Regions from separate parts of the Mus musculus genome. Here region 2 is linked to region 1. A link is a loop called in an ENCODE intact Hi-C map of the cell type or tissue named here. Cell type or tissue: gastrocnemius. All regions are shown on one strand. Each heading gives the region's core, and the rest is flanking DNA. Links, peaks and the distances in the headings are about the cores only. Region 1 overlaps Ankrd55 (ankyrin repeat domain 55). Region 2 overlaps Il31ra (interleukin 31 receptor A).

Region 1 (17,430 bases), core at 3,629-11,628:
CAAGTCACTGTTCTAACCTCTGAAAGCCACACCAACTTCAGCAAGTAGCCCCTTCCAGAACTTTCCTTCTCCTATTCCTTGCTGCATTTGTTTCAGAGCTATTGGGACCTGTTAACCGCCTGCTTACTCCTTGGGAATGTCCCTTATCTTTTGTGTTGCTACTCAGAATACCTGGAAATAGGACTTCAGTCTTTTTTATTTGGAGTTCAAGATGGAGAACAAGAAAAGAGTTCATGGTCTCAGTGGTAGGGGAAGACCGACCTAACAGATGCTTGTAACTATACACTCTGATACAGATAGATCTCCACCTCCAAGCTCATCTCCCATGAATACTCCTTCACCCACCTAGGACTTCATGCAGTGGGTAGAAATAAGTCATTCTAGGAAGGGGTTGGAATGTATAAAACCCCTCCACGCCTATAGGTAAATAAGTAGCATTAAGACACCAACTTTTAAATTTTTGTTTATGTATTTTTACATGTGTGAGTATTTTAGCTGCATAGATGTCCATGTATCACACATGTATAGGGGGCCCCTGGAGGCTGGAAAGGGCATCAAACCTCCCAGAATGAGTAACAGACATTTGTGAGCTGCCATGTAGACCCTGGGAATCAAGCTGGGGTCCTTTGTAAGAGCAGCCAGTACTCTTAACCACTGCATCATCTTACCATCGTCCTATGCTGTTTAATCTTTTCATATATATTTTCTTCTTACCTGGATGTCGATATTTTTAAATGAAAAAGCAAAATAATGTAAAATGACAGTTCAATTAAATCAAGATGTCCAAGAATAGGACTCAGACATCACTTTTTTCTTTTCTTTCTTTCTTTGTTGTTTTGTTTTTGTTGCAAATTCCCAGGACAATTCTAATGTGCAGCCAGGGTTGGAATCTAGGATGTCTTGTTTTACCAAATAGACTTTCTGAGTCACAATGGTGCATAATAAATAATGTGCTGGATACTCAGAAGGAGAGTCAGATTAAGAAATGGTTTCCGATGTCAGCTTTTCAGTGTCTTGTAACTGTATACTGAGAGCTCTGGTGTGAAGTTTGAACCAGCTTTGCTTAAACTACGTGTTCACAGTGAGGGCTGAGGGCAGCTTCAACTCTTACGATGCCAAGGTCGTGCCTTCCATTAAAGGAGGAGCTACCTTCTTCCACCACTTCAGTCAGCTCTAGCCCAAAGGTTATGAGCTGTAAGCCTTCACTTTTTACATCTTCCCTGTAGTTGATCTTTCCTACTTTATGGGTTCTTCTTTTTCTCACCCTTTATCTCCACCCCCTTTCCACCCTGATCACTAGATAGGAGACCAAGAAGGAGGGGGAGAGAAGATCTTTGAATCTAATTTCTTTCTTCTTGTTTTTTCTTTGAGCATAACTACTAACAGCCAATGGCCACACCTATTGGGGCTCTAGCATTTATATACCCTCTGAAAAGTTCCCAGAATTCCAAATGTCACATAATCACAAAAACTATCTGCAGCAGACAAACCTCTGCTGGAGCGCAAGGCAAATCGAAGACAGATGCTGCTGGGCTTAAAATGAAAACATATTTTTATAGTATTTCTGTGGTTTTTTTTTTTTTAAAGAAGCCAAAATTCCAGAATTGTCACTACATTTTGCCTCTTCATTTTTAAGCCATTGATTATGCTGGGGGTAGTAGGTAATTATAAACAGAGACATTTTCTCTTTTTTTATTACATATTTTCCTCAATTACATTTCCAATGCTATACCAAAAGTTCCCCATACCCTCCCCCCCCACTTCCCTACCACCCATTCCCATTTTTTTGGCCCTGGCGTTCCTCTGTACTGGGGCATATAAAGTTTGCGTGTCCAATGGGCCTCTCTTTCCAGTGATGGCCGACTAGGCCATCTTTTGATACATATGCAGCTAGAGTCAAGAGCTCTGGGGTACTGGTTAGTTCATATTATTGTTCCACCTATAGGGTTGCAGATCCCTTTAGCTCCTTGGGTACTTTCTCTAGCTCCTCCATTGGGAGCCCTGTGATCCATCCAATAGCTGACTGTGAGCATCCACTTCTGTGTTTGCTAGGCCCCGGCATAGTCTCACTAGAGACAGCTACATCTGGGTCCTTTCAATAAAATCTTGCTAGTGTATGCAATGTTGTCAGCGTTTGGAAGCTGATTATGGGGTGGATCCCTGGATATGGCAGTCTCTAGATGGTCCATCCTTTCGAAACAGAGACATTTTCAATGAACTAAGTGCTTTTGGGGTCACTGGCCAGACCTTTCCTGCTCAGATATAATCGTAAGTTTTGATGGTAGCCACAGCTTTTCATTTCCTGTGGAAATATAAACAAATCTGCATCCCCATTATGAAACTTTCAGTGGCTTCCATTCTTATGTTAACATATCCTTATAGTATATGCTGATTTAATTCCACAGTACTTTCTATAACCCAGTGTCTCTCAGCTTCTATTTCAATCCCGTTTATTTGCAATTTTAATTTTGGCCTCAGATCATTAACAACTGTTTGCCAGAACACATATTTTTCAGTACATCCCGACCCTCCTGTTCTTTCTACTGGAGTGGCTTTGCCTGTGATGTAGGGAAACAGCAGCTTGGCAACCCTATCACCTGTGTTAAATTGTATCTCTCTTTTTGCATAAGCCATTATTTTCATTTCTCCTTGGAGAACTTCATCTACAATTCTTGGATGCACAATGAATCCCTGGGAAGTCAGTCCACTCCTTCCCAAGATCATCCCTACTGTCCCAGAGGGCGAAGGACCATAAACTCCAGTCGTTATTTTATAACACTGAGGTTTGGGGGATAGAGGAAGATGTTTATTTGTGGCCAAGTCTACAGCGAAGCTGCCTGCAGTATCGTGCATCAATCTCCAATGCTGAATGGAGGATTTTTGGTCTGCACGTCGCTCTGGCTGTAATGGCTCATATTTTTTTGCTGTGGGGCCTGGAGCTAGGCCCCCAAGGCTGTTTCTGACTAGTAAGAAATTACCTCGAATATCTCTTTAAGACCTACACTCATTGGTCCAGTGTCAACCCTCGCTATATTGCCTCACATCCCTGGAAGCCTAGGCCTTGTTTCTAGTTTATATTTAGAAAATCATTGCCCTTAGAGATGCCTTATTCAGAATTTTGTTGCAAATATTTCCCACAATTAAAGCACCAGTTATTTTGAGATCCGAGACCTTTAGCAGCTTGGTCACAGTATCTTTGCAAATGATTGTATTTCCTGCAGTTGAAACCCTGGGCATTTTGATATCTGAAACCTCTGACTATAACTTGATTAGTATGATACACATTAGAACCAACACCTGGTGTATCCCTTATACACTTGTCTATAGGCACTGCTCTCACCTTTAATGATCTAATAACTTTTTTATATTTAGTATTTGAATTTTCATATGCCAAGGACTCTATCAACATCTGTCTTGCATCATGGTCTGATACAGTTTTGTTCATTGCTGAGACCGATGTTCGTAAAAACTCAGTGACAGCTCCTCCGGAACCATGTATAATCTTTGTAAACCAGGTGGACTTTTTCCCCAGGGCTCCTCAGCTTTGTCCCAAACTCTTAAAGCCACTAAGAAACATTCTTCTATAGTAACATCATCAAGTTGAACCTGTGCTTTTACATCAGAGTACTCCCCTTCACCCAACATCTAATCTTTTTCTATATTCACCCACCTCACTCTATTTCAATGTTCAATATTCACAGCTTTCCCACCCCCACCATGTTAACCATTAAAACTGTGGACCAGTCTCTAGTACAGCTGTTACAAATACCTTCCAAGCTTGAGAAATGAGTCTATTTTGAGTAGCCCAGTTATTTAGAATTTGTCTCACAGAAGGTGAATGCATCCCATATGAAATCATGGCCTCTTTAAATGCCTTAGAGCTATCATTTCTATAGGATGTCATCCTATCTCATCATAGCCTCATTACACCTTTAGCAAGCATATGAGAAAGTTGATGGTGATGATCTTGTAACCCCAGGTTCCTCTCACTCTAGTGACTCCGTTGCTTCTAGATTAACGCTTTCTCTCAAAATGGGCTGCATCATCAGCACATCCTCCCACTTTTTCAGCTTCTCTCTGACCTGACCAACTCCAGCACCATTTCTTTCACCCTTTCCTTCTACAGGAAACCTCCACTCTCTTGCCTTTCTTGCCAGGACTGAGCCTTTTTTGTTTTCTCTTCTCCTGTGAGCCTCGATCCCCAGGTACTTCCACCTCCACCGGCAACCTTTCCAGTTGCATAGACAGCCCCCAAGAGCACCCCCTTCTGTTTCCCATTTCAGCCATCTTTTGTTTCTCATGCCCCTCCATTTCCACCTGCAATATTTCCACCCACTCATCCAATCTTTCAAACTTTTTTTTAAACAAAATATATGAAGAAAAAAGAAAAAAATAACAGAAAAATTTCCTCTGGGAGCAATGTGGAGGATGTCTGGTTGCAGCTCCAATAAACTTTTTGCTTGCCTCTTGAAAAAAATATATTGATTCCTTTGTTCCCTGTCATTTCATTCATGGCATTTGAAATCAAATCCTCTACTTTATTCTTTAACTTCAAGCCCCATGTTGATGTGCTGCTTGTAGCTGGTCTTTGCTACTTTGTGGATTCTTCTTTTTTTCCCACACTTTATCCCCCCAGTTTCACCTCCTATCACTAGATATAAGAGAAAGGATAGAGGGGGGAGAGAGCCCTAAACCTAATTTCTTTCTTTTAGTTTCTTCTTTGAGTGTGAGTACTAACAAACTGCTACTCCCCTGAATGACCACCAACCAACAATCCCACACACACACACACTCCTTTATCAGGGCCCTAGCACTTAGATTCTCTCTGAAAAGTTCCCAGAATTCCAAATATCACACAATCACAGAAACTATCTGCTGCTGACAAAACCACGCCTCTGCTGGAGGGCAAGAGGCAAGCACAGTCAGCTGCCGAGAGGCAGACCCACATTGCCACATCTGATGAAGACAAAAACTGTCCTTATAATATTTCTATGGTTCTTTTTAAAGAAACCAAAACCCAAAATTTTCACTATACTACCCTTCTTCAGTTTGCCAATTTGGAGACAATATGCTAGTAAAATCAGCAAACACCTGACCAATATATTAAACACTGCTCTTACTCATAGTCTCTGAAGTTTAGAATTATTTTTCTTCAATAAAAAAAACAAGTCATTTATCCCAAACAACTGTGCATTGATGCATAGGACCTTCAAAAGAGGTCCTATGGGGAACAATTATATACCAGGTTAGGTTCTATTCATTGCTTTTATGAAGCAAGTAAGTAGCCTAAGACAAGTAATGTAACAATTATCTCAAAGATTAAAAGCTGCTGTATTTCAATTCTTTGTGGGCAGCTTTGATGGCAGATCATCATTGTCAATTTGATTTGGTTTTAAATTATCTAAGAGATACAATTCTGTTTATCATATGATGATAGGTGACTCAATATTTGGCTCCCCACAGATGTTAGGTAGACATGTTGAGTACCAATCAGAAAAGGAAACATAGAGGTCAGCAGTCTACTCAACACCAATGTCTCCTCCAAAGGTATCACCAAGATATGTTCAGTCAGAACCTACTGAGGTACTGGCTAGGAAGCACTAGTTCACAATGTAGCTCCATCCCTGTCTCTGGTTCTCTGAAAATCTCTTCTCTGGTTTGTGCTCACCAGAATTCAGTCTGGGCCTGCAGGAAACAATTATTAACTTGTTACCAGTATTTGAAAGCAGCTGTATGTTTACCACAGTCTGCTCCTTTTTAATTGAACCAAATCTACTTCTTTATATACTTCTTATCTTTCCAGAGTTCCCACAGGATGGTAGAAGCCTGACTCTATCACCTGATACTTTGAGAAAATGAATAAGGTAAAGATAGTCAGATCATTGTCCAGAATAATGAAAGGGGAGATGACATAATGTTTATTTATATTTAGTTTTCAGAGCTAGGCAGGCTAACACAATCCTTTTTAAAAATTCATGTAAAATTTACACTCCCCTAATTAATGAAGGACTAATGCAATATATTAACATCAAGAGTTCAATAAGAATTGAGTGGATAAGAAAACCCATTTGCATTTGAAGATACACCCTAAATTGATCAGTAAATTCAGTTACCCCATTTTAAAGGTTTCTATACGTTAAAGCAAGCAAGAAACAACAACAACAAAGCCCACATCTTTTAAAGAATCACTGACAGGGCATTCTGTGAATGCTCCTTGAGTGCATGTAGTCTCAGCACAAGGGAGACTGAGGCAGGAGGCTCACTAATAGTGCAAAGCCAGTGACTTCCTGGAAAGCCTGGACTATTTACCAAGATCTTGTGTGAAACAGAAACAAAACCATCGAAACCTTAGGCATGATGAAGTATGCCTGCAATCCAGGCACTCAGAAAAGAGGCAGAAGGACTGCTATACATTTGAGGCCTGTTTTCATAGTGAGTCTCAGGCCAGCCAGGGTTACATAACTAGCAAGCCTCTCTATTTAAAATTAAGTATTCATTGAATTAATCAACAAATAAATACCCATTTTTTAAAAAAGAAAAGAAAAAAGTACTTTCTAGAGAGGCATCTTTGCTTGCTCCTGTGTATTTAGAAAGCTCCAAACTGGCTCTAAATTATGTTTTTAAAGATTGGCATTCCCCTGGCTCAGAACCCAGAGACCATAAAGACTCCTCACCACCAGCGGGTGGCAATGTTGTACCTTGGAGCCATTATGGTGCTGTGAAGGCTGGTTCCTCCTGAAAGGTGCAAAGGTCTTCTTATCTCCTTACAAATAGTTAGAGCTTTCTAGGTTGCCCCAAGACATAATTTCTCTGCTGTCCCACAATACCTAAGATAACTGTGTGGAAATAGAGAGGAATCTAAATTAGAAGAAGGCCCTGGAAAGTATCTCTTTAAGTGATTTTACTGTCCAGTCATAATAGCCCAAGGATGTCTCAATCACCACTTCAACATCTGTCTTCCTTCTGGATTATGTTCTTTTAAAAGACAGAGACTCTACACCCTTTGTGGCCAGGAGATGCAGAGTCTATGGATGGCTTAGTATATTTAAATTCTCCAGGGGCAATATGTTCTAGTTAAAAGAATAATCTAAGATCTACAGATCTCTCTATAAATGCTTATAATTAACTCTAATGTCATGGGTGAGTTCTATTACCCAAGGATGCTCATAATAGAATATACCAAGGGAACTCTCTCAAATCCTCTGGTTTCGATTCTAAAGGCTAAAATGCCCTTTACACTGACACGGCCACTCCACGAAAGGGCCATGGCTTAAGCAGTGCAGGTGTTGATCTGGCCTCAAAGCAGTTGCAACAAAATGGGCTCAGTGACTTTTTAATGCAATCAGTGACTTTCCAAAGAACACCACAGCTCTAAAACTGGAACCCAAGAAGACACAAAATCTGAGGAGCTCAGGCACCCCAAACATTGGTAGTAGCCAGCTGTACATCTGAAGCCCTAATGTCCCGAGGATTCAATAGACAGTCTCTAATACAACTGGAAGCAAATTAGATTTTGGCTAATCAGAATAAGCAAAGAGATGTCAAAATTAGCTACCGATCCTTGTGTTTTTTAAGTAAAATTAATCATCTAAAATAGTTATCCAGGGTTGGTTTTTTGGTTGGTTGGTTGGTTGGTTGGTTGGTTGGTTGATTTGTGGGGTTGTTAAAGATCCAATTTTCGATGAGCTCAGATTTTACTAGAGTCCACACTCAGAAGTTACTGTGAGGAGGTGCTGCACAGTTTCTAAGCACACAGCATCCGTTCTGTTCCTCTCACTGCAGACTGGACACGGTTCATAGACAACACCAAAAGGTACCACTTCAGTACAGGTTTTGTTTTTCCTTCATCATTAAAATGTTCACCTTCTTTTGTCTTTTTACAATAACTATATTGCCAAGTGTCACTTGCTGAGTAAACCCAAAGTTCCCTTTGAATAAACCCCAGATTTCAGCGGTGGCCTCAGGAGCAATCAATCTATAAGATGGCTTTACCAGTTGCCAACCTTTTCAGTCTGTTTATAACTTATGAAATGTTCTCTTTGTGTTAATTTTCCCACAGCAGTTTTTAGAATTTCCAAGTGTCAACTTTGGACTGTTTCTTTACTTGTATTATTGAAGTATTTGTACAGCTATGACCAAGGGGTCAACAGAGCAACTTCAAGGTGGGAAGATTTCCTTTGGCTCATGTAACAGAGGGTTTGGTCCATCCTGTAGGCAAGGCATGGCAGAGTGATTCACATCCCAGCAGTAAGGAAGCATCATAAAGAATCCAGGAGGGGCTGGGAACAAAAGACCCCCAAGGACCCACCCCCACCCCAGCACGATGTCCCTAGCTAGACCCTACCTCCGAATGAAGCTCTCAAGCAACACCTTACTGGATGCCAGTCCCCAGCACATGAGCCTTTTAGGGGAACACATTATATCTAAGCCAGAACAGTGATGACTGTACAAAGCTCTATCTCCTTTTTGGGTAATGAAATACTAGTGTAAAGTTACTAAGCCGCATCTCTCTCAACATTTATGAGAAGAAAATCTTGGCTAACTTCGATGACCATAAGCAATGTCCATGCCTTATAGAGTCTGAAAACTACAGGAGGCACAGAACATGACCAAGACATTCCATTTTTTTAGCCTGCTCTTCTGGTTCTTTCTGTATTCCATGCGTAGAGACACATGAAATGTTTTAGAATATACAACTAATATTTCCTCCCATGGTTCTTCCTATTCATTCATGTCCTCTCTTGCTGCAGACTGGCCTCAACGTGAGGCCCTCAATCTGCAGGAGAATCAGAGTTCCGGTTCAGGTGGACAGGGAGTGACAAACAAATACAGACACAAGGGAGTGTTGTATCTGAATGTAATGTGTCAAAGTGAGCATCAGACTTATATATTACAAAAGAAAACAAAGAAGTTAGGTGATACAACAGTTAAGCTACTTTGAAGTTTTCTGACACAAAACAGAGAAAGGCATTCAAAAGACTGGAAGGCACCAGGCAATGTTTACAGTTGAGATAAGAGTAACCCTGCCTAGAGTCAGCTAATGACAGGGACCAGGAGGGGATTTCACACCCTGTCACAGTTTATGTTATTCCTCTGAGCCTTGTGAAAGCTTGCACCAGGGGGTTCTGCTCTAGCAGACCTTTTTCATGAATAATGCAGTACTGTAGTTCTTCCTTAAACCATAGCCCTCCTTTTTCCTAGGCCATGGTAAATTCTTGCATATGGGAGTAACTTGGCTGCTCTTTTAAGTATCTGTAGGGAATGTCCATTTGTCAGAAGAACTCACCAACTTTCTTCTAATATGCAATGTAGTCTGCCATGCCCAACTGTAATGAGAATTCTAAGTTTACTATTTTGAACTAGCCCTGAGAATACTAGCTCCTATCTGGCAAACGGAGATGCCTGATTACTAAATGTCAGCAGTGGGGCATTTCGTCTGGATAAATGACATTCTTACAAAATTCCAAGCCCAGGGTCAGCTCAAGGACTGCCTAGGACATTGGTGAAGGCCAGACAGTAGAATTCAACCTGATTTAGGTTTAGTAAAATCATTTCTTGGAGGCACCTATAATAAAACAATACTGAAAGAAAGCACACAGATCTATACGCTGACTAATGCAGGGACAGGTTTGGAACATTCATGCCAAGGTTCCAGGAGACTGAGTTTCCATGAAACAATTTGCCTCGGGACTGTGTCCAAGCCTTTAGGCTTGTCACGCAGACTTCACTGGAGTGGGTGTGGCTCTCTCTCTCTCTCTCTCTCTCTCTCTCTCTCTCTCTCTCTCTCTCTGTGTGTGTGTGTGTGTGTGTGTGTGTGTGTGTGTATTCTACCTTTCTGCATGCAGCTGTGCATAGGTCTTTCTGTTTAGGCTTCATACACAGAGGTGAGAAGCATTTAAAACCTGCTCCCTGGGAAGATCAATAGAGATATGATGAATTCTTGGTGCTAAATAGGTAGATGATAGAAAATAGACAGATACATACAGAAAGATACATGGAGGATAAAGGGGGCATGTGTTGTTCAATTATATAGAGCTATTTGGTGATGTTAAGTGGATTTGTGACCTTTTGTTGAAAAGAAACTCTTCTGCCCTCATTTTAGATCCCAAAGGATGATCAACCATTCTTTTCTTTGTAGCAGCTCCAAGGTAAGACTAGGGATCCACACTCACCATGGTTTAGACTGAGCATTTCTACGGAGCCTCTAAGAGTCTTCTCGTTCTTAATTGCTAGTTTCCTAGCAGATCCTAAGCTAAATGAACTCGGAAGCTCACTTTGATCAGCCTTGTAGGACACCTCCTTTCCTTCTCCCTTCTTCATCTCTCACTTTAAGTTCCTTCTTAGCATACTTCCTGGATGGTCTTCTAGCCAAGACTATCTATCTTTAACAGGATGTTTGTGTTCTTGTGGCATGACCTGGAACCTGGCTGTCAAGCTCTAGTAACTCCAATGTCTTTCTCTGTCACTCCATCACTGTTACTTCTGACTGCGTAGGAGTCCAGGATAATTTCATTGTAGCACTGTTTACACGAGGGCCCTTTGAAACCAAGACCATTCACAATAGAAAAAGAAGAATAAAGTACACAGAGATGAACTTAACCTAGAAGGCAAGGGACTTGCACACCCAAAACTACAATGAGGTGCTCAAGTAAATTAAAGAAGATGCCAACAAATGAGAAGACATCCAGGGTTTCCTGAACTACAAAGGCATATTTAGATGTCACTGGTTCTCGGAGAAGTACAATCTCTGACAAAAACTCAATGACTTTTTTATAGACATGGGATATTTCATTCAAAAATGTCATTTGGAATCCTAATGATCTCCCAGACGTTTCAGACAGTTTTACAAAAAAACAAAATTAGAGAGAGGCCTCACCTTTCCTGGTTTTACAAATTATAAAGTTACAGTAACCAAAAAGTGTGGTACTGGCATGAAGGTAGTAGTCATACAGATTAATGGAGTAGAACTGAAAGTCCAAAGATGATTCCATATATCTATGGCTAGCTAGTTTTTAAGAAGGGTGATAGCCATGTGTGGTGGTGCACACCTTCAGTCCCAGCACTCAGGAGGCAGATGCAGGTGGATCTCTGTGAGTTTGAAGCCAGCCTGGTCTACAAAAAAAAGTTCCAGAACAGCCAGTGCTACACAGAGAAACCATATGTTGAAAAAAATAAATACAAATAAAATAAAATTAAGAAGAGCGCTAAGATCACTCAACAATGATCTTCAAAATACAGTGCTTAAGACAGTAGATAATAACAGGAAAGATTTTAAATTCTCACCTTACAGCAAGCATATCAAAGACCCAATCATAATGTGTAGAACCATAAAACTTTTAGAAAGGAGCCCAAAGAAAGAGCATCTAGCAATGGGTTTGGCAGGGATTTCCTGGACATGATGCCAAAAGCACAAGCCACAAAAGAGAAATATAGACAAATTTCTGAGAGACTCTACTAACTGCAAACAGGAAAGCCATAGAGGAGTAGCAGTTTGTGCATCCAACATCTGTTATAGGCATTAATATCAATAGCGAAGTTCTCCATATGTCCCTAAAGGCCAAGATCACAAAACAATGACCTTATTACAAAGTGAAAAAAGAATCTTAATAATCATTCTTCCAAAAATAAAGGGACAGCCAATGACATATGCAAAAGATATTCAACATTGGCAATCATTAGAGAACTGTAATTTAAAACTACGACTAAATACTCAGCCACTTTAACCATTCAAAGGTTGAATGGCTCAAAGGGATGGTTGTTATGAAAGATAACATCCTTTCACACACAATATGTAAGCAAGATGAGGATGTGGGAAATTAGAACCTATATACAGATGTGGTATAAAATGGTATAGCTGCCTTGAAAAAACAGTTTCTTAGTAGGGGTTTCTATTGTTGTGATAGAAAATACCATGACCAAAATCAACATGAAGAAATGGTTATTTTATTTTACAACTCTCAAGTTATAACCCATCACTGACAGAACTCAGGGCAAGAATCTAGAGGCAAGAACTGAAAGAAAGACCATAGCGGAACACTTCTTACTATACCTTCCCCATGGCTTACTCAGCCTGCTTTCTTATTCAACATAAGACCACTCACACAGGGATGACACCAGCCACCGTGGGCTGGGACATCCGACATCAATCATAAATTAAGAAAATGCCCTGTAGATATGCCTGTAAACAAATCTTATGGAGGCATTTTTTCAACTGAGATTCCAACTTTCCAAATGATTCTAGTTTGGGTCAAGTTGACCAAAAAAAAAATCAACACAAGCAGTATAGTTGATTGTTAAAACTGAGCATAAAAACAATATAATCACATTAACCAGCAATCCTACTTTTGAGGTTATAGCCAAAAGAGTTGAGAGCAGGCTACCAAAGCAATTTGTGCACACATGTTCACTGGGGCGTTACTCATAATAGCCAAAAGAAAGAAAAGAAAAAGCAAAACCAAGTGGACACCAAGAGATGAATAGAGAAATAAATATGATTGGTTTGTATGTAGAAAAGAAGATCACTCAACATTCAAAAGGAAAAGTGGACACATGATCCTCCATGAATGAGCCGACACTATGCTGTGTGAAATAATCTAGTCACAAAGAGACAAACAGTGTTCATTCCACACATATGAAAAACCTAGACTCAGATTCACAGACACAGAAAGTACGGTCGAGCTTTCTAGAGGCTGGGCAGGGAAAATAGGGGTTATGATGTAATGGGTACAGAGTTCTGGAAGATGAAAAGGGCTTGGAGATGGGTGGTGGTGGTTGTGCAATATTGTGAATGCCTTAAGGCCAGAGAACTGTAAAGTTAAAATGGTTAAATGTTGTGTATGCAAACTCAACTAACTAGACCACCTTCGTGACCTCATGGAATTATCTCCAGAACTAACCATCCTGCTCTCTTAAACCACTCAGGATACACAAATGAAGTTCACGACACCTCATTGTAGCCTCTCTCCTCTTACTCTTCCCAGCCTCCTCCAGCCACATTTAACACACAGGGTAAATATCTCAGTGTAACCCTGACCTGTGCAGAATGGACGGGCCCTATCACTCCCTCGACGTGGTAATAATCAGTTATCAGTTAGCGTTTCCTCCTCGTGAATTAGTTCACTAATTCCTGTGGAGCCAATATCCGTCTAATACCTTATGCTCCTTGCCAATGTGCCACTGCTAAAATTGTCCTTGCCTAGGACTCTCTGGCAAACTCACAAGAAAACTAAAGCATGTCCGCAAGGTAATACAAAACGACAAGCCATAAAATAAATAAGGGAATGAATAAGAAGGATGTCTTGGCATATGCAAATGTTCCAGGGATATTGCTGGCCTAAGGTGCTGTGATTGGGGGTTCAAGTGGTGTCAGCAGTTGCCAGCTCTTCCATTCCCCTGGCTCAGCTCTGCTCTGCTCCATCTTCATTCTTCTCACCAGGCAGATGCTGACTGCAAGCTTCCCAATTCATGGGCAGTGGAACAGAGAGAGAATGTGTGTGAGAGGAAGGTGGGGAGGGGAGGGAGGAGAGCAGTGCTCGCCACAATCCCAGCTGGAGTCTATTTGCTTTTCATAGACTCTAATCGGTCCACAGCCCTGAATATGTCACCTCGACCACAGTAATGCAAATTCTTAATAGCTCTGTTCCAGGTCACATATTCTGAATCTGGGTCAGGATAGAATAGTCCACTGAAACTGCAGTTTGCCTGGAAGTGGAGTACTGATGACCACCCCGGAGTGTTCAAGGTAAAGCTAGCATCAGGAAGAGGGGAGGTTGAGCAACAGAAAAGACAGATTCAGCCATCTTTCAATGAGTCTCATGGGTACTTGACAGGCTCAGATATATTGCACATAAATGTAATATTCAAATCCTTCTGGCAAAATATTTTTGGGATCCTAATTCTAGGAGGCAGTACAGCACCACATCGTGATGAAAGTACTGTGTATATCAGTCATGAACTGAACATGAACATGTTATCAAGTAGCATGCAGTTTCTAAAACCCCACAGTTGAATCTGGTGTGATGGCATACACTTGTGATCTTAGCACGGCGGGTGGGGTGGGGGGCACAGGTAGATCACTCATGAATTTGAGACCAGTCTGATCTACAACTCATGAGTTCTAGGCCATCAAGGGCTACACAGTGATGCCCTGCCTCAGATCAATAAGAAACAAACAGCTCCGTAGTCCACCTGTCACCGTCGGCAGCTTCCTGACCCAATCAGGCTTCTTCCCAGGGGTCACTACCAGCATCTTTGAATGTGCACGTATTACTAGAAAGTAGGTCCCTCTTTTAAGTTGGGGCCTTAGTTCCAACACCCAGAGACCCTGGGAATCATCTTAACAAAATGCCCTGAATTATGTGAAGATCTGTAACAAAATCTAAGTGATATATGGCTTCATTAGTTGCCTTCATCAACAAGAGCCCTATTTTAAATATATACCCCAGACATGTAATACTGTCTAAATAAGCTAACATTTTTTTAAGTGGAGCAGAATAAGTAGCAAGTACTAAAAAATGCTTACTAAATGCCAGGTTGCTGTTAAGCACACAGGATTAATTTTAACACAGAGTCACTCCACCCAAGGGAGGTAGTTTCTAAGGGAGGCACTTGTCAGTGTTGTCAAGATCTCCACTTTACAGATAAGGAAACTAAGCCCGGTGAGGGTGACTGGCCCACAATTCCACGCAGCTGGTTAGCACAAGCCTGGCATATACCCAAGGTATCTGACTCCAAAGTCATCAAGCCAACCGCACCCTGCCATGCAAATGAGTAGGGGAGCCTGCTTCAAAACATGGACGAGTTAGAAAGCAGTCACTCGCTGTACAAAACAATGTTATTGTAAATAAGCCATCCCCAGCTACGAGCTTGCGTTGGACTGGCTAGCTGGGTAAAAATCATTAATGGTTTCTCAGAAATACTGGGACAGAGAAACCAAACCCAAACTTTAGGACTCGTGGCAGCTAAAGTTCAAAGAACCAAAAGGCCAATGGTCTTAGTGTCCACCCGAGAAGAAAAACACAACTTTAAAACTGTTGAGATATCCTCTCTCTAATAGAGGGGCTTGGCACAGCCTCCCCTGAGGTGTCCCACAAGACAGCTCGCTTCTTAACCATCTCTGTGCATTCCTGCAGTCACCTGACCACAGTCTGTTGTCATCCTTGGCAGTAAGACCTGTTGGATCAATTCTTCACAAAGGCACAGTAAACAGTTGGCTCCCTCATTCAAAGCAGTTTCGTACAACCTTAGTTCTTCTAGAAATAGCATCTTTACAAACCCAGGTGTTTGAAACTGAACAGGTTTTAATTGGGGGGGGGGTATGCAAAATGAGGCATGAGAAGCCAATATAAATGCAGTAGATGAGCACCAATGAAAAGGTATGGCTCTCCTTTCAATTGCAGGACAACAGTGGTGGGCAGGTTATGAGGGGGGCCACATGAGAGCTAGTTCTGCATAGGGAAAGCTCCTGGTGGGAAGGAGGCAGCTACTGCTGGATGCCAAGCAAGGGAGGGAGAGCCCCATCTTCTCCCTTCCCAGTCTTCAGTGCCTCCCTCCCATGTATCCTCCCATGCAGGATAAAGGCATCTGGAGATACAGTCATCACAGATGAAGGTGCAGAACATCTCTGGAGGAGAGAGAGGGAGGAGCATAATGCTTTTCCCAAAGATGGATGAACTGAGGTACTAAGAAGACAGGTCATGCGTCCATGGATGTAGTTCAGTTGGTAGAGGGCTTACCTAGAAAGCACATGCCTTCAATGCCCAACAATTGCATAGAATCAGGCATAGCAGCCCACATCTGCAAATGCAAGGGGTGGATGTAAGAGAATCAGCAATCCAAGATCAGCCTCGGCTATATAGAATACTCAAGGCTAACCTGGGCTACACGAGAACTTGACTCTAAACAGGAAACAAGCAAAAGAGAAGACTGTAGCATGCTTTGGGTCTTGAAGAATAGATTGAAGCCAAGACACTGGCCTTCTTCCCTTGCTGGTCTCTCTAATTTTGGGAAACCAGCATGCCCAAAGAGTCATGACATGCAAAGAGTGCCTAATCCCAAGGCTCCTTGCCAACACGTGGTGGCGTTGCAAATGACCTAGAGTGGCCCACTTTTCTTCAGAAGTGTCTTTTCCAGAAAGGAGTATGTGACTAAGCTGACTCAGCCTCTGCCTGGATTCACTGGGGAGGGAGGTTTAGTGACTCACTTGTGTGGGTGACAATCTGGTCTTGTGGTATTCTTTGAGTGAACGTACTCTACATATTAACAGAGTGTCTGGTTCATGCAGGTGACTCATCTGAAGAAGTCGACCTGGCAATGGTGTATCAGGCAGCATCGAATGGAGATGTCAACTCTCTGACCTCCGTCATTCGGGAGGATCCGTCCATCCTGGAGTGTTGTGACAGTGAAGGTGAGCTGTTTGTGAGGTGTTTTTGTTTTTGTTTTAAACCTGGAATGGAATGCTTTATCCTTTCAGAGATGGTCTTTTGAGATGAGCAACACTAGTGAAATTCTTTTTGACTGACCACAAGATACTATAGGCATCTTGCCTGTGGCTCTGTAGAATCCTTTGGCATTTTTCAGCATGACACTGGACACAGAACTTCAGCACCTTTTACACATTATTCACTTATTATATTTCATATATTATTATGAAGTGGGTTGTTTCCAGTATTTTTGTAAGACTGACCAATTACGTGTGTGTGTGTGTGTGTGTGTGTGTGTGTGTGAAAGCCAGAAGTCAACCTCAAGTGTCATTTCTAAGGTATTATACATTTTATTTTTTGAGACAAGGTTTTTCACTGGAATTTTGAACTCACCCAGTAAGTTAAGCTGACTGAGCCCCAAGTATCTGCCTGTCTCCATTCCCTCTGGACCAATATTACAAGTACAAAACATTATGTCTGACTTTCGTATGCGTGTTCTGGGAAACCTACTCAGGGCCTCAGGATTGCACAGCAAGCACTTTGGGGACGGAGGCCTCTCTTTGATCACCAGTAGTTATAACAGGTATCTAGGAAGAGCAGAAATGGATGTTGGAGAAATGTAAGAATTTGGCCCTTGAGACCACATCATGGTTGTATTTCCACCTGTATTCTTTCTAAATACAACTAAGAACTCTGGATATGATGACTAATATAACTCTGGAAACCAAGAGAAGGACCAAGTCCTTAGATCCAAGGACAGGCATGATGGTGAGTTCTCTGGGATGGCCTTTTGCCTTGTATATCCCAGGGTTGGAGCTGAAGGAGCTGGCAACACAGAATACCAAAAGACACGGACAGAAGAGAAGCCTCTGAAAATCTGCATCCTATAGGCAAAACGCCAAGACTGATCACTGATAGGAGGAGACTCTCTACACCTCTATGTGGTTTCACAAGAGGGAACACTCCGTCATCTGTATGAATTCTTGCTTCAGAAGCTTAGAGGGAGAAG
Region 2 (8,000 bases), core at 1-8,000, 220 kb after region 1:
AATCTGTGAAACAAGTCGTCTTCTGTGATATCCTGACAGAATCACTTCTATGGGGGGGGGGGGGTACCTCAGGCCCTGGTGAGAATCTTTCTTCCAGTCCAGAGTGCAAGTCTGGAAGTCACAGGAGGTAGGCTGATTCCATCTACCCATTCAGCTGTTCCCTGGGTCTTTCAAACTTTCAGTTCTTTCTCTGTGAACCTTGGGGAAAACCCCTCCCGTTCCCACCCACCTGGTCCTCCTCCCAGTCTGCACAATTTTCTGGACAAAACCCAGTAACGTGTACCTTGAAACCATCTCCGAGCCATGTGGCTAAACTACTTTCAGCAGGGTTGGGAACATCAGGACAACACAGGGGAGTCAACCGGCTGTTAAAAGATGAGATTTTACAGAGAGGAGGTAAGCTCAGGACATAGTGCATGCATAATGTGTGGCTGAGCTAAGGGCAGGGTTTATTAAAGGCAACCATATAACTCCCTACTCAAGAAGGGTCTGGTTGGTTTGAACGAGAAGGGCCCCCACAGGCTCACATGTTTGAATTCTTAGTCCCCAGTTGGTGGAACTGTTTGGGAAGGATTAGGAGGTGTGGCCTTGTAGGAGGAGGTGTGTCACTGGGGGCAGGCTTGGAGGTTTCAAAAGCCCACCCATTCTCAGTTAGCTCTCTCTGTCTGTTATCTCAAAGTATGAGCTCTCAGCTGCCGTTCCAGAGCCAAGCCAGCATTTTTGCTGCCATACTCCCTACCGTAATGGTCATGGATGGTCTCTAACCCTCTGAAACTATAAACCTCAAATAAAAACTTTATAAGTTGCCTTGATCATGATGTCTTATCAGAGCAATAGAAAATAACCAAGACAGAAGGCAGCTGCCCAGATTTCTATTCAATACGAATAAGTATCCACACTCTTGACTGACAGGAAATAGGAAGCAGTTGTCTATGGGACAACCCAAAAGGAGATGCTTCCCCCACATAATTATATCCTTACCTTCCTTTCTTTCTCTATTACCTGTGTATCTCTACCCTGGTCCTGATGTTGGAAACTGCACTACTGTCACTTTGGCAAATGCATTCTCAGGAGCAGTTGATGCACTAACTACCCACACTTCTGCATAGTGTTCCCAAAGTATGTTCCCAACTTCAGCACCAGCATCACCCACTAATCAAAAGACACATTCCTAGTCTTTATCCCAGAACTCTGAGTCAGAAACTCTTGGGGCAGGATCCAGTTCTGACATGTGTCTAGATTGAAGATGATTACTTAAGAATATGATGTACAAAAATTTATGCTGTGACTTGGCTGCAGTATATTGATCATGATTGAGGTTGACATTAGCTTAGTCACAAATGAGGCCCAGCTGCTGGGCAGAGAAAGCTCACAAGGGCCAGAGTAGAGCACCCTACCAAGGAGGGACACTGAGGCAGCCTAAGGCTCACTGCAGGGAGAAATATAAGATATTGAAGACGAATGTCTTTCCCCACACTGGCAAGAGCAGTCAGGACAAATGTACCTGCAGCCAGCACCCCCCCCCCACACACACACACACTCTCTATATCACAAAGAACAGACCTGTGCTCTCATCCAGTTGGCTAACACCCAGGGCTCAGTCTCCTTTCTGCTCCAGCCTCAAGTGACAGACATTGGCAGGCAGAGCCTATGGGATAGGTAGTGCTCCCTTGGCCTCAGAAGAATCTAGATTTGGGGTACAGACCTGCACAAATATGTCTTCTTGTTTGTGGGAATCCTCATGAGTCTGAGGGTATGGCCTTTAATCCTTCTCACACATATGGATCAAATGAATGAATGAGCCAGCCCTCCCCTGGGGCAGAGTTCTCTCTCATACCATGTGCCAGGATGGCACCTGCTGCTTTCTGTGGCCGATTGTTAAGACATTCAGTGTTAATCATGAACTCACTTTGGCTTTCTGAGGCCAAAAGTCACTGTTTTGATGCTAAGTAGAAGAAGGCCTCCTCCAACTAGAGATGTTAGAAGGACAATTTCAAACACACCTTTGTGACAAAGAGAACAAAAGACCAGTTGTCAGTAAAGTTCTTTTGACAAGAATCAAATATTAACTTTTTCTTTTTAGTTTTTCTTTTTCTTTAGCAACATTTCTCTTTAATTTCCTATTTAAATTTAATTTATTTCTATTGAAACCACTGGGGTTTTGGCTCCCTATCTAGCTGTCTTTTCCCTATATAACATGATAGATATTGATATATTTTCTTTTGTGTTATTATATTTTACAGAATAATGGGTTTCATTGACATCTCCAAGTATTACATATTATGTACTGATAGCTGTTGTGTTTGTCAGGGTTAGCTTCCAACTTCATCCATTTAGTCAGTAATTACTAGCATAACTATTAGCCTCCCCCCCCCATTATTCTGAGAAATAAAACAAACAAATAAGAAAAAAAATCAGATCCTCACTCACATGCTTCGTATATCCTGGGGTAGAAAAACTCACACGATAAACTTTGACAGGTAAGCTTTGACTTGTCAATTTGCCTGGACTAAGAGATACCTACAGAATGGCAAATACATGCATGCTATTGTGTCTGTGAGGGTGAGTCCAAAGAACTGACATGGGAGAACACTTAGGGGAGGGTCCACCCTAAACACAGGCAATACCATCTGATAGGCTGGCAATACCACTACCAGATGGGCTAAAAGTCGAAAAAGAGGAAGACGGTCAGTGCACCCAAGTTCTCTTCTCCCTGAGCACGAACACTGATTGCTGTGGTCATTATCCACAGATTTCCAACTTCAGCTTAGCCAGCCTTTGGACACAACTCTGAAGAGAGCTTCCAGGCATCCATCTTTAGACGGGGACTGCGGCCTTAACTCCTACTCTTGTTCTAAAGATTCAGACTTCTCAGACCGAGTGGCTACCGGGGTCCCTGCATGGTGAATGCCACTGCTGAAGAACCTAGCTTCCAATCACTTAAACCACATCACTTCTGTTCTCCTAGAGGACCCTAAGTAATAGAATAATGTTAAAAATACTTCAGATAAAATAGATGATCAAATAGAGTACTTAGGGCAAAGTGAAGGGAGGCTAGCCTCTTAATCTTCTATTTATTTATTTATTTATTTATTTATTTATGTATCACTTATTTAATTTTCCAGATAGGGTCTCATTGTGTGTAGGCTGATCTAGCCTTATATTTTAGACCTTCCTGTTTCAGCCTCCTGGGTGCGGAGACCGGCGTGCATCACCTTGCCTGGCTAGATCTAATCTAGAGTCTGCCCTGGATTTTGCAGAAAAGCAAAGGGAGATGCAAAGCTTTGAAGAGGGAGAGAAACCGAGTCAGAAAGTGATGGGAAATGAGGTAAGGGGAGGGTAGCTTGTATTTTGTTTAAAATATGAAGCTGTAACTGGTGAGTTCAGAAAATCTAGAACTTTAAACTGTGGCTGCTGTGCCTGAGTCGGTTCTAGAGGTCTGGGAGATGGTCATAAGACCACTGGCTGCTCTTGCAGAAGTCTAGCTCTCTCCACCCACACAGCTGCTCACGACTGCCTGCAACTCAACTCCAGTTGCAAGCGATGCGAGACTTTGTTCTAACCAGTGCAGGCATGTGGTGTACATAAGCTTACTCAGACACACACATATACACATTAATAATAATAATAATAATAATAATAATAAATAGTCGTTCATAAAAAGGAGAATGGGTTGTGGAGGACCCAGGAGGGAAGTAGAGTAGTCTGTCCTCAAATCTACGGAACAAGGAGAGAACTTTTAAGGGTCCAGCACGGGATTGTGCCTTCAATTTGATCCTGAGAGAAATTTTCATGAGCTGACACAACTTGTACCCAGTCTTCTGAAGCTGTAACATGATTTTTATTTTTTTTAAAAAAAAGTTATTTTAGAAGTTGTATCAAAAAGAATACCAAGAAGGCATTGTTAGGCTGCAGGACAGAACGTGTTATCTTGCTCATGGTTCTCAGAGCCACGGTCTACTTTAGTCTTCAGGAACATAAATAACAAGGGGCTTCTGAGATACATCAAGATGACTTTTTTGGTTTATAGTAGTTATTGCAAAACTTGTCAATGCTGCTTGAATTTTGATTGATTGACTGATTGATTGATTGATTGATTGATTGAGACAGGGTTTCTCCATGTAGCCCTGGCTGTCCTGGAACTCACTTTGTAGACCAGACTGGCTTTCCTCTTCTTTTCCCTCTGTCTATTACATGCCCTCAGCTTTCCTACTCAATTATTAAACTATTATATTTCACATTATATGTGATATCTAACAAATTTGTCTTGCTTTTCATGTTTTCAACGTAAAAGCTGATAAGTTGAATACACATAACAAACAAACAAAACGAAACAAAAGCCCCACCGCAGATGGTAACATTAAGTCCCTTGTCAGTGACCTCTGATCAACCAGTTGTTCCTTCCCAGGTTCTATTGCACAACTCCTGACATTTAGGAACTGGGCAGTGTGAGCTCAGGCAACAGCCTTTGACGTGGCTGAGGCTGAAGTGGATGTTGCTTGCTTCATCTTAAGATTATTTGTGGCTGCTTACCAGCAAGGATCAAAATGGCCTGTTGGTCTAACTCAGCCCTCCCTTTGCCAGCTCCTCAGTAACTCCTGGGAGGTGAGTGAGCCAGAGAGAGCAGGAGAAGCCATGCTCTGCTGCCCTCTGCTGGCTCTCCTTGCTCCTGTCAAATATTTCCAACCCGAAGTAAACTCCAGAATGAGGCCTGAAGCCAGTACTCACTGATTGACAATGTCTTGAAGTTTATTCTCACCCCGTTGGTACCTCCAGCTCTGGTGCTGGCCATGACCCAAACAGTATAAGAGGTCCTTCGTGTCAGAGACTCCAGGTCACACTGCAGGGCATGAGAGTTAACAGTCTTGGCTGAAAGGAAAAATAGAAACCGATCTAGTATAGCAAGCCAAACTGAAAATGTGTGTTCGCATTGACCCAGGGTGCCCTGACCTGCAATTCTAACTTCTCAACTTCCACTTAAAACAAGTCTACCAAGATGCATCAATGACCTAAACATAAGAGCTAAAAGTATAAAACCCTTCAAAAGCCCAAATAACTAATCCACAACTTTGAATTTATGGAGGGTTCTTATAAAATATGATACTCAAAGCACAAGCAACTACCCCAAACAATATTAAACTGAACTTCATTAAAGACAATCTAATGTTAAAATGGGTGATGAAGTTCTTTCTCTGAAGAAGATATGCAAGTGGCCAATAACTACAACAGACGAGTGCTTGATATCATTAGTGACTAGGGGAAAAAGTTTTCTAAATGAGATACCCCTGGGAAAACTCAGGCTGTAAGGTTAACCTATTTTATTTTGCAGTGAACGTAAAACCTCGTGCATGCTAGAAACATGCTCGGGCTCTGAGCTGCCTCCCCAGCCTTGTTACTTCTGTGAAATAATCTGAATAATAATCTATAGGCAGAGTCCGGTAGTTACCAGAGGCCATGGGAGGAGGGGCCCGGGAACAATTGATTAAAAGAACACAGAGCTTCCACATGGAGGGGGAGAAAAGAGCGGTGGTGGTTACACAATTTGGTAAATGTTCTTAAGATCACTGAACTATACACCTTCAAATATTTAGTACCAAGTTTTACATTACGTGTACTATAATGTAATAAAAATCAAATTTAGCCTAAACGGAAATCCAAGCCTAGCCCAGAGCTTAGGATGTCAGAAGATACTGTGGACTCAAAAAGAAAGCTCTGGGCAATGGGAGGTAGAACTTACACTTAAAGAGCTCTGCACTAAGACAAGTACCATCAAACAAGGGCTGTCCCTGCATACAAATCTACTCTTTAAGATGGGCAAATCCCACCCAAAACAATGGTCAGAAAAGTCTGAGGGGACCCACCCATTCTGTGACTGAGCAGGAGAGGTCCTATCAACTCCTCCCAGTCCTCCTCAGGACTTCTTTACACGTTTGTAACTCCTGAGGTAGTGCCCTCGATTCTATTTTCAGAGAAGCACAGAGAAGCTAAGTGTTTGGATGACTATGCCGGTCACAGCCCTGGAGCCACCTCTGTGTCAGGTCTATTCACATCATCTCGGGGATGGGGGGAGCGGAGGGGTGGACTGAGCTTGCTCAGCCTGGCCATGTGCCCACTTACAGAGTTCTTTTCCACCTTCAGCTTGGTAAAATACAGTGTAATTGTTGATAAATCCATTCCTAGCACTCTTAGGAATCTCCTTCCATGTGATCGTGGCTGTCCTCAGACCGATGTTCTCCACCCTGGTCTCAGGACCTTTTAATGGAGCTTCAGAGGTCAGGGAGATTAAAAAAAAAAAATTACCAAGGCTGAATCACATCCCGGAAGATCAACCGCTGCCCTAGAGCTGCTACCATTGTTTCAGGCAAAACCCACAATGCTGGGGTTGGGATAAGGAAGTTGAACCGGGGGACTGAGGAGTGAACTTGTTTGTAGAGATTGGGTTCCCCCCCCCCCCAAAGTCAGGCATCTTATATAAGATGACAAGGAATTTCAAATCCCCAAGAAAATGTACTTTCCTGTAGGTCCCCAATTCCAATTAGCACCCAGTTTTCATTCCTGTCTATAAAGTATAGCTTCCCTGGCCTACCTTTATACAGTAGGAGACGCTTTCCAGTGTTGAATCTAGAAGATGCTCATTTCCCAAAAGATAAAGTCTGAGTGGTGTACCTTGCCTATTGCCTCGCAAAAGACACCTGAGAGGAGGCGAGATAGCCCAGCAGGGAAGGCACTTGCCGTGAAAGCATAAGGTCAAGTAAAAAGCTGGCCATGGTGGCCTCTGTGACAATATCAGAGCTGAAGGGGTGGAGACAGGCAGATCTCTGGGAATTGCTGGCCAGCCAATGGGCAGCTCCACCAATGGGCAAGCCCCCAGGTCCCAGGGAGAAATCTCAAAACATAAACAAGGTGAATGGCTTCTGAGAAATGATAAGGTTGGCTTCTAGCCTTCATACATGTGCATCAAAACGCCCATGACCACCGTGCACACCCACGTGTGCACTCCTAGAGAATCATTTCTAATGTGTGTATGATGAGCTTGCTAGGCTCCCTGAATTGATCTTAATTAATGTTAACGCTGGTGACAGTCTCAGCTGCTGTTTTGTTATTAGGCAAGGAGTCTCACCTCTGTGAGAGCTTCAATTCCCCCACTGTAAAGTAGGAAGTGGCTGGACTCCTTGGACTCTTTATATCTACCCACCTTTGAAATGTAGTGACGCTATACTCTGGCCTCAAGTGTGTCAAACACACACAGTTGAAGATGAACATGAAGATGGTGCATGTTTTAGAAATGAGCCTTGAGACAGCCCTGCATCTGAACTTGTAATAGCCTATTTCCCTTCCCCCACAGTTGGTCCACACATACTTCCTTCTTTGGCATAAGCTTGGATTGAATACGGCTCTCCAACTCGGTGTCCCAACACTGGATACACTGATATATTATAGCATGTGAAAGGTTTTAGTTTATCTGGAGGAGAGAGGGGGGAGAGAGGGCTGCTTAAGTACACAGAGTAGAAAAATAGAGGACTGAGTTGTGGCCTAAGACTTACAGAAGACGTTCTGTTTCTCTCTAATGCCTTCTCTTGCTCTGAGATGTTCTGTCTAACTCCCAGAACTAAACTGAGACCATTTCAAGAATATTACAGCTCCATCATGAAGGGGTGGGGGTCCTTCCTTCTTCAAGGGTGTGTCTCCCACTCCCCAGTAGGTAGGCCAATCACTCTCAGTGGGTGGCCCTACACCTATGCCTAATAGGGCAGCACTAATTCCACTCAGTAGGTTATTTAAAAAATAAAAATAAAGGGAGGGACAGAAAGTTGGGAGGGGTGGGAGAAAATGGGAAGTAGATGTGGGAGGAGTTGGTTAGATATGGGCAAAACACATTGTATGCTCATAGGAAATTAGCAGGCTTAATTAGCACTATTTTTAAAAGCCTTACTTCTTTTCTGTTAAATTATGATTATCACTAGCAGGGTAGCTGGTGAACATTATTATTTCCCTCTGTC

Evidence for each region. Hi-C counts contacts between places; a loop is a spot of excess contacts. Peaks named below come from ENCODE experiments on the same cell type or tissue, not always from the same donor. Only the 100,000 strongest peaks of a DNase experiment are listed, where the experiment ranks them.
Region 2: a loop joins it to region 1, with 10 times the contacts of the local background. A loop is called at or near these places in 21 of 42 quality-filtered maps.

Annotation. Positions count from the first base shown.
Region 1 is chr13:112,302,143-112,319,572 of GRCm38, forward strand. It overlaps Ankrd55 (ankyrin repeat domain 55), which reads left to right. Exons shown (of 11, transcript NM_029898.3): 2 at 16,283-16,405. Among named protein-coding and RNA genes, the nearest start is that of Ankrd55, 22 kb to the left of the region's middle. In gastrocnemius, for the core only: a CTCF peak has its summit at 6,678 (motif pointing right); a DNase peak (open chromatin) is centred at 6,695.
Region 2 is chr13:112,525,551-112,533,550 of GRCm38, forward strand. Il31ra (interleukin 31 receptor A) reads right to left here. Exons shown (of 17, transcript NM_139299.2): 12 at 7,361-7,462; 13 at 6,118-6,264; 14 at 4,729-4,869; 15 at 1,910-2,003; 16 at 284-365. Among named protein-coding and RNA genes, the nearest start is that of Il31ra, 51 kb to the right of the region's middle. In gastrocnemius, for the core only: no CTCF peak of the experiment used is centred there; DNase peaks (open chromatin) are centred at 1,802 and 4,646; H3K27ac peaks cover 2,878 bases.